2 separate regions of the Homo sapiens genome follow, and region 2 is linked to region 1. The links are chromatin loops, found by intact Hi-C in ENCODE. Cell type or tissue: Caco-2. All regions are shown on one strand. Each heading gives the region's core, and the rest is flanking DNA. Links, peaks and the distances in the headings are about the cores only. Region 1 has its middle 18 kb from the start of LINC01428. Region 2 overlaps LINC01428 (long intergenic non-protein coding RNA 1428).

Region 1 (4,409 bases), core at 228-4,227:
TGTAGGATGATTGATAGGAACTGAAACAAATGGACAGTAATTTTTAAACATTAAAACATGTCAGCAATGTAAGTTGCTACTAGAATCAATAATGGTGGTTGCCATACCTGGGCAGGTCAAACATACTGTTTATTGCCTAAGAGAGGGAGAGAGTTAAAGAGAGATTGAGAGAGGAAGGATACAGAACCAAAAGTCTACACAGGAAATTAAGTGTGTGCTAAACATTAAATACATCTCATGCCGAACTATTGCTTAAAGCCACTTCAGCCATTAATGGGAACCTCGTTGCACAACTCCAAGCTGCCATTTATATAGACTCCTATGTAGATAGTCTGGTTGCTATCACATATAACTCATAGTTTCCTCTCCAGCCATACCATATCCAAACTTTGGAAACACAGCAATAGAAAACTACATGAAACATGAGATGTGGTCTTTCTTCTAACCTATATGAAAATAGATGGTTACCGAAAACAAAACAAAACAAAAAATCACGTTACTCCAAAATATTGACTTTCAAAAATATCCCTAATGCAAACCTGGAAATTGAAGAAGATGATCAGTAAGTGAGACAACCAAGAAATAATGATGATCAAACCAACTTTAAAGAAGCCTCAGCTAGGTGCAGTGGCTCAGGCCTATAATCCCAGCACTTTGGGAGGCTGAAGCAGGTAGATCACGAGGTCAGGAGTTCAAAACCAGCCTGGTCAATATGGTGAAACTCCATCTGTACTAAAAATACAAAAATTAGCCAGGCATGGTGGCACGCACCTGTAGTCCCAGCTACTCAGGAGGCTGAGGCAGAAGAATCCCTTGAACCCAGGAGGCGGAGGTTGCAGTGAGCCAAGATCATGCCACTGCACTCCAGCCTGGGCGACAGAGCAAGACTCTGTCTCAAAAAAAAAAAAAAAAAAAGAAGCCTCTTCCATCTATGGTGTTTGAGAGTCAATCCAAAGTTGGTTCGTCATGAAACTAATGAAGCTTAACCTTTAGGGCCCCTACTTGTGTAACCCCTTTCAAGGTTCCAAAGAGGGATCTAAAAATGAACTCAGAAGTTTATATGTACTTTTTAAAATTTTTCAAAAATAAGATATTTAATCAAAATTGATTTAGTATCACTTTCGTTTCAATTTTTTTTTACCCTTGTAGATAAGGAAGTTTTTCTCATTTATTTTTCTATTGTGTAATATTTAAGACATTCCAAAAATATGTAAAATGTATATTACGAAATACGCTAAATGAAGGGTTTTTTTTTTCACTTTTTTGTTTTAAGTAATGAAATCTACATGCTATAATTAATGCATGTAGGATCAAAGCATTTGACTTTTGGTCTTGTCTTTGCCCCGCTTTTTCCCCCTTTGGGAAACTTAATTAGTGTAAGTTTCAGTTGTTTTTTCTACAATAGCATCCTCAGCCCACTCTACTTCCTGGGAGATGTGAGGTGAAAAACAACAACAACAACAACAATGTAAGCTATCTTTGGCAGGGTAGAATATATATTTTTTTTATCCTATGCATTTTTTCTTCTTTAAACCTACTGGGAAAAGGTGTTTTTGTAAAATAGATATTCTACTCTAAGAAGCAGTCATATTAGCAAGAGAAAATTTATTGGCCTAGTAGATAATCCAATCTTCAGATTCTGAAAGGCTTGTTTCTATTTCCTTGGAGGATCATAAAGACACAATACTGGTCCTATAAAGTAGACTTAGGAAGAGTGATGCCCATGGCCATGACCTCACAATATTCCACCAGATGGAGCCAGAGATTGAGGAGATTACCGTAAAAACAGGCAAAAGAAAGACCACTACTCATCCAAGGATAATCCTATTTGGACTGAAACACAAGCTGGAGTTTAGTGGGAGTTCATGTTTACCAGTAGACTGTTTTACTTCTGGTTATGAATAATATTTGGACATTTTCCCATACATCACAAGGTAGAAATAAAGTCATGTACTACACAGATAATTGGGAAAGCATTTTCTAAACTACAAAGTATTCTACAAATATTGCTATTACTATTGTAATAGTCTGAGGGATAGTACTTAGTAGCACTGTTTCTGAAAAACAACAAACTTACAAAATAATTCTGTCATCATTTATTGGACATAAACCAAAAGAGATGAAGATTCAGAAAAGAATGATATAATTCTTATTTTTATAGAACTCACATTTCATGTGGCCTTATAAAACATGGCCATGTAACCCAAATAAATGAGGGCATGCCAAATGGCTCAGCCGCTTCTTAGGGTCTCATTTATAGAAACACAGAATGCTAGTCAAATGTAATTTAAATCTCCCTTATAGGATTGAGGATATACCTTTTATTGCTGACCAAAGGACTTATGAAAAAAACTCTAGCTTATCTTTTTCCACAATACTCTTAACCCTGAGAAGCTCTGGTGTTTCATTTTCTCAGCATTTCTCAACTCTCTTTGAATTTTCCCCTTGATACTCTTGATACTCATGAATAGCAGAGAGTGTGTGCTATTCATGCTGGGCCACTCTAGAATAGCCATAAATTTGAGTATTTATAAGCAATAACTTGAATCCACTCTTTAATGCATTTAGAAAGAAGCCCATAGCCTCATCTGAGATGTCTAGTTCTTTTCTCTCTAACTGCTTCCTCCACCCCAACCCCGAAATGATAACCACTAGAGAATTTCTAGTAAATACAATTATGATTTTATTAAACTGCTAAAAGGCTGGACTTGTATAATAAAGAACATTCATAAAATGAAACTGCTTTTACTACATTTTTGCCATTCTTCTTAGTGTCAGTACCATAAATGTTACCAATTAGTTCTTTATGAGATATTGATTGCAGATAGAAACTAGATAAGAATTCTGCCATGGAAGATGAAACTTTGAAAAGTTGTTGAACCAAAGGGCTACCAATGGATGATCCACACCTAGACGGAGACGCCCAGTAGATAACCTTTAGTAACTTTAAAGGCTTCTAAAGTGGCTTGGTAATGCTGTCTCCTCAACATTTAACAAAGAACAAAGTCACCATAAGATGTTTTATTAACTTCAAGTTTGGAGCAGGTAATTTCTAGGTTTCCCATCAAAGCTTCTTTTCTATGTCCAGTGAATGGAAAAATCCCTCAAATGGTTAAAGAATTGGCCTGGGATCTGGGTGTAGCTTAAATCATTTAGATTTGAAATGTGAGGATTATAAGGAGGCCAAATTCACCTATGGAGAAAACAAACATGACCTTTTTCTGACCTAAGTTTCTCTAACATGCCCCATGAATAAATGTGAAAGTCACTTCCTTTCTTGGATTGTGTTTTCCATGTTCCTTACTGATCCCTATGGAATATGGACCAAAGCACCTACAGCATCTCCACCACCAGTTTCTCAGCATCTCCTCTCTTTCTCAACAAGAAAGAATTTCAACATCCAAAACAGAATCCCTTTCAAACGGCGATTATCTTTACCTTCCTGTTATCTAGTAGTATGTTTATTGGTTATGAAATAGTGAGTAATAAAAAAGGGATTTTTAAAAATAGAATGAACCCAGATAGCGACAATCTATCCTGAACCGTCTGGCTTTCTCTTGAACAATATAAGTTACCTCAGCAAAATGACTGATACAGTGCTTTTCCTAGACAACTAAAATCATCAGTCTTGCTGTGCTGTGGCCATGGTGTTTTAGGTACCTGTATGGTTCAGGTTAATTTGTAATTGAAAAGCTTATCTGACGTATATACCAATCTTCTCTGTATTTCCTTTATCTCCAGTTCTACTACCTAAATTTCTGAAGTCTAAGATATAGACCAGAAGAAAAAGAAAAACTTAACTGTAGATAAAGATAGAGAAAAAACAAATAAATAAAATAAAGCAGCTAATAATCTCCTTTACGGGACATTAATTTATTTTTTTGTTTGTTTTTTATTTTTGTAGAAAATGAGCACACTTACACTTCTAGAAAGACTCTTTTTCCTTTCCTTTACCTATCTTCACTGTAGGAGAAATTTTTTATCCTCTTTTCAGAATAAAAAAGATATCTTTACCACTAAAAGTAAACTGCTTTTTTAAAAATCGTTTATCATGATTCTGTCATGAGAGTTTTGAACAGTTCAGTGCTTTAAAGGACTTCCCTAGTTTTGTAATAGATCAATGTGGCAAAAACTGAAATGCTTTAAAAAAGCAAAACTTGGATTGGAATAATTTAAAAGCACCATATTCTTTTATATCCTGTAGGAAATAATTTGGCATAAATTAAAACAGGCTGGAAACTGGCTTATGATCTACATTTATTTTGCCATCTTTTTCAAATATTTATATCTAATCTAAGTCTATTAGCTATACATGTATATAATCTCTGTATCTGTGGATTTACATACATCCACGTAGATATACATAAGTATACACATACATATATTTAATTTTAAAATCCTTATAAAAA
Region 2 (4,409 bases), core at 333-4,332, 100 kb after region 1:
AGCTTCCTTGAGAGCTCAACTATCATCCTCAATAATTACAAAATAAAATCTCAAAATAAAATTTAAAGATATATAATAATTTATGAATTCTAGGTTTAAAGACTTTGATAATTTAATGTAATTTCTCAATCCCACTAGAACTGAAGGTGGATGCAAAAATTAAAAGCTGCAAAGGGAAAGTGGGCGTGAAAACAAATGAACACCTTCCTCATATTTTTCAGTAAGAAATTAAAATACGCAGTTTAAAAAAGACAAACAAGAAGTATATATGATTTCATATGTGTAAAGGCAATCCTAGAGAAAACTCAGAACAGGAAGTATTGAGGTGAGCTGAAGACAGAAGGAAAGAGCATTTTAACATTTCATTTTATAATGTTTTGTATGATTTTATATTTATGCATATATTTTCTTTTTCAAACAGATTTGACATATTTTTTAAAGAGAGTGAAAAGACTAGGGATCCATATATTAACAGTAGATATACCTGGTTTTAGGTAATTGGTGATTAAGGTAATTTTCTTCTTTTTTGCATTTCCCGATTTTTCTACATGAACATGTTTTTTTCATGAAGTATAAAGTTTGTTTTAAATTATTATTACTATTAATTCATTCTGAAAGAGTGAAGGGAAAGGAGACATTTATTGTCATCTATAAGCTAAAAATGTTAGTCTAAGCTCAGACTCCTTTTACATTACAGCCCAAGTTTCCGTATCAAAAACATATAGTCACAATTAAAGGAAATGGGAATATTCTCTCCAGTGTTATTACAGATAGGTAGCAGATATCTGATTAGCAGAGTTATTTGAAATTTAATCTGGAATTATAAAGTCTTTCTCTCCAACTTCTCAGTTTACAGTCCTTCTAATGCACTCTCTTATGTAAGCACACAAAGTTTTGGGAGCAGATAATGATTTTTTGGCACACAAACAGCAAATATTAACACAATAGGTTAGTACATAATCATATAATATGCATATATATCATAGCAAGAGAGAAAAAATATTTTAAGAGATGAAATAATCTATAATCTACTCAGCAGGTTATAAAGCAACTGGTTTTTGAGCTAGAAGTCTCATACAAGTTTTTTAATATATTAAAATATAGGGATTAATGAACAGTAGCTTTCACCTCTTACATAAAGGGTTTCAATTATGTTCTGGTGGGTCACCTTACTAATAACTTAATTTTTCTTCATTATTAGAAATATTTTAATAAAACTTATCTTAAGCATCTATTTTGTAAAATGACCTAATTGGAAACACTTATCAAACCTTTATAAATAGTTCAAAGAAAAAATTCAAAGAACATTAAAGATAAAATATTATCAGAAAAAGAGGAGGTAGAGAAGCTGAAAAAGATCATCTGTATCTTCTATATGTCTTTGGGTAAATTTCTAGTGAACAAGATTTGTTTTAGAAAATTTATTTTTTCAGAGATATAATAAATCAATTTGTAAGTTTATTTTTCTTGCAGCCCTGTGTTTTGTGGCTTTCTGGGTTATTAAATGTAGACAAGTCCTAGGTTACCATGTCACTGACAAGTAATCCTCCCTGGTTTTCTTTGCATCAATTGCTTTGTCTTAAAATTTATCTGGGTAGGTTTTGATGACTCTGAGTATTAACAATAACAACAACACTGTCCTCTGAAAAATTAGAAAGGCTGTTTGCATTAGTTCAGATTTCTCATTTCAGAAAAAAGAATATATTCCTGGGTATTATACAGTTTCTGACCCATGAACAGCATCGTTATTAGGGGAAACTGGAAGATGGCAGAATTATGGGCACTGGAAGTGTTGAAAACATGAGACAAATTCCAAATGAGTATACTTTAAAATGATGCCTGAAATAATTTAAATTATCCAACCTTTCAATTATTCACTCATATGTATGTTGAAAACTTGCATAATGCTCACTATGTACCAGGCACCCCTGAAGGTTCTAGTAGCACTGCAGTAAATAAACAAAATTTCTGGACTCAAGGAGCTTACATTCTTGTACATACTTTAAAAGACCAAAATCCAACCTGGAGTCACTACAAAAAACTGTGCTAAAATATACTGATGAGGATCTGAGGTTCTTCTTAGCTTCTGTTGGGAGGCTGGATTTGATCCCAGTATTTTCAGGTCATGAGCATGCAATTCTACTACTGTAAATAGATGAACTCCATGAAACCACAAAACCACCAACACGTAGATTTCTCCCACTTCTGTGACCTACCAGTAGGGCCAAATCTGATATTCACCCCACCCAAGCTGTGGCTGAATTTACTCTTGGATTCCAGGGAGGGGAAGGGCTGGTTTTCAACAGAGACAGGGCTCTAAGAATGTGTCCTTTCCCCAGTCCTCTGCCCACTCCCTTCCTTCTTCCCTCTCTGCACTTCATGCTAAAATCCCTGAATACCTCAGGCCCAGGAAGAGCCCTTTGTAAAAGGAATATCCCAGAAAAGTTTAATTAGAATGGTAAAAGTTATGGAGACACTGAGTGTAAAGAAGAAAAATCCTAACGATTTGAAACCTGCAACTTATGCACATATTTGCAGGGTAAACTATGGGAGAAAAAAACGCTTATAGTCTACAATTTTCTGAGTGCCAGGACAAGGGTCCATCAGTAGAGTTTACAAGGAGATAGATTGTGATTTTATGTAGGATTTTCTAAACGCTGGAGTCCCCTAAATTATAAAATGACCTGCCTTACATATTTGGATGTGTACAAAATGCTCAGTAGTCTGGTTGGATGTTATAAAACAAATTCCTGTATTAAGTTAGTCATACCAATGAATTAGTATTCATTGAATGAATTCTAAGAGATGAATTCTAAGAGATCCTGTCTGACATCCAAAGCTTCTGAGCCTCCATTCCCTTACCCATATGGTGATATCATGGGTCAGGGATACATTTTTTTTCCATGTAGACCCTATGGCCAGGGTTGTAGTATATAACCCTTTATAATAATTATATAATAATCGTATATAATAATTCTAGATATTATAATGTCAAAAAGTACATTTTGTGTAGATCACATAACACAGCTAGTAGGACCTTGGGCAGTATGCACTAATCAACTCGATTAGTAATTATTTCTTCAAACATTTAAATATTCCCATAATTTCAAGAAAATAAAATTTATACATGGACTTAAATATGTACAGGTCAGGTGTTGCCACCAAAATGAGGTTTTGTTTGTTGTTGTTGTTTTTCAAACACTACTCACACACAAAAAGTGGCCAAATTATGGGCATTGGTAGGTGGTTGTGAGATTTAAGTCACTTAAACTCTGGAGAGTGACATAGTAGGTGCTCTGTTACTGACCATTCACTGTCCTGTTTTTCACCGGGGTGGACCTCAGGTAAATCTTAAGATTTATCCTTGTGACATGGAGACTCAGCTTGAAACCACAGCTTTGTTAGTAGCTTTATGTTGTAAAGAATGTGTTAAACAGCAGCTAATTTTCTGATTTGGATACAGATGTACAGCACATACAATGTGCAGAGGTCACTGTTGGCACACACAGGCCACAGATGCCAATTCACAGCAACTCTTTTGACAGAAATGTTCTCAACCAAACAGAAGCTACCTTGACTAGGAGGCCAGCCTCCACCCCCATCCCGGGGGCTAGCCCACAGCTAACAATTCATGCAAAGGGTACAAAACTTGAGCCTCTTGCTTCAAATTGATACCATCTCTGTAGTGCTATTCAAGCTTCAAGACTACCCGTGGGATCAGGAGGAGAACCTGGACCCATCCATTTTTGCTTAATGTCTTTCCTGCCTTCTGCTTTTCTTACAGCTTTATAGCATTCACCAGAGAGCACTCCCTCAGTAAATCATGCGCACCTAATTCCAGTCTCAAGCTCTGTTCCTAGGGACTCTGACCTAAGACAAAAGTCAGTGTGATTTGTTTATGTTCTGTTCATACCCACACCGGTTTAATTGTAGAGATCCTTAAGCATTCACCTGTTGCACTAATATAGCATAATTCAATGAAAAGATGCTGGGCTCTGCAATCAGTTCAAATCTCTTAGCTACCCAGTGAATTATGGTACTCAATGTCCCCATTAAGGATAATGGTCTATGCACTGCAGGAGTGTTATAAATGGAAATAAAGTGCCTTAAAATAACTATCAAAGAATACACATAATAAGTGAAAATTCTATTCCTCCATAAGGATCACTGCTAGATTTTGGCACTCTGTAGGTTTGCAAATCATCATATTCTTTCCTGTCTACTGATGGAACATAGACGTGAAGTTTAATAAGGGGAGAACCACAACAGCATTTCTTAAAGATGCTTCCTCATAATTACATTGCCTCTGTTTGGGATGGAAGTATCTTCTCAATCTTGTGCTTGGAGCCATTTGCCCATGAGTCTGAACCTTCCAGCCTATAAATGTTCTATGGAATATATAAGAACTC

What was found. Hi-C counts contacts between places; a loop is a spot of excess contacts. Peaks named below come from ENCODE experiments on the same cell type or tissue, not always from the same donor. Only the 100,000 strongest peaks of a DNase experiment are listed, where the experiment ranks them.
Region 2: a loop joins it to region 1, with 3 times the contacts of the local background. A loop is called at or near these places in 7 of 110 quality-filtered maps.

The regions. Positions count from the first base shown.
Region 1 is chr20:7,270,061-7,274,469 of GRCh38, reverse strand. No RefSeq gene overlaps it. Among named protein-coding and RNA genes, the nearest start is that of LINC01428, 18 kb to the right of the region's middle. In Caco-2, for the core only: a CTCF peak has its summit at 1,755 (motif pointing right); no DNase peak of the experiment used is centred there.
Region 2 is chr20:7,169,914-7,174,322 of GRCh38, reverse strand. All of the region lies in intron 5 of LINC01428 (long intergenic non-protein coding RNA 1428), which reads left to right. Among named protein-coding and RNA genes, the nearest start is that of LINC01428, 82 kb to the left of the region's middle. In Caco-2, for the core only: no CTCF peak of the experiment used is centred there; a DNase peak (open chromatin) is centred at 2,263.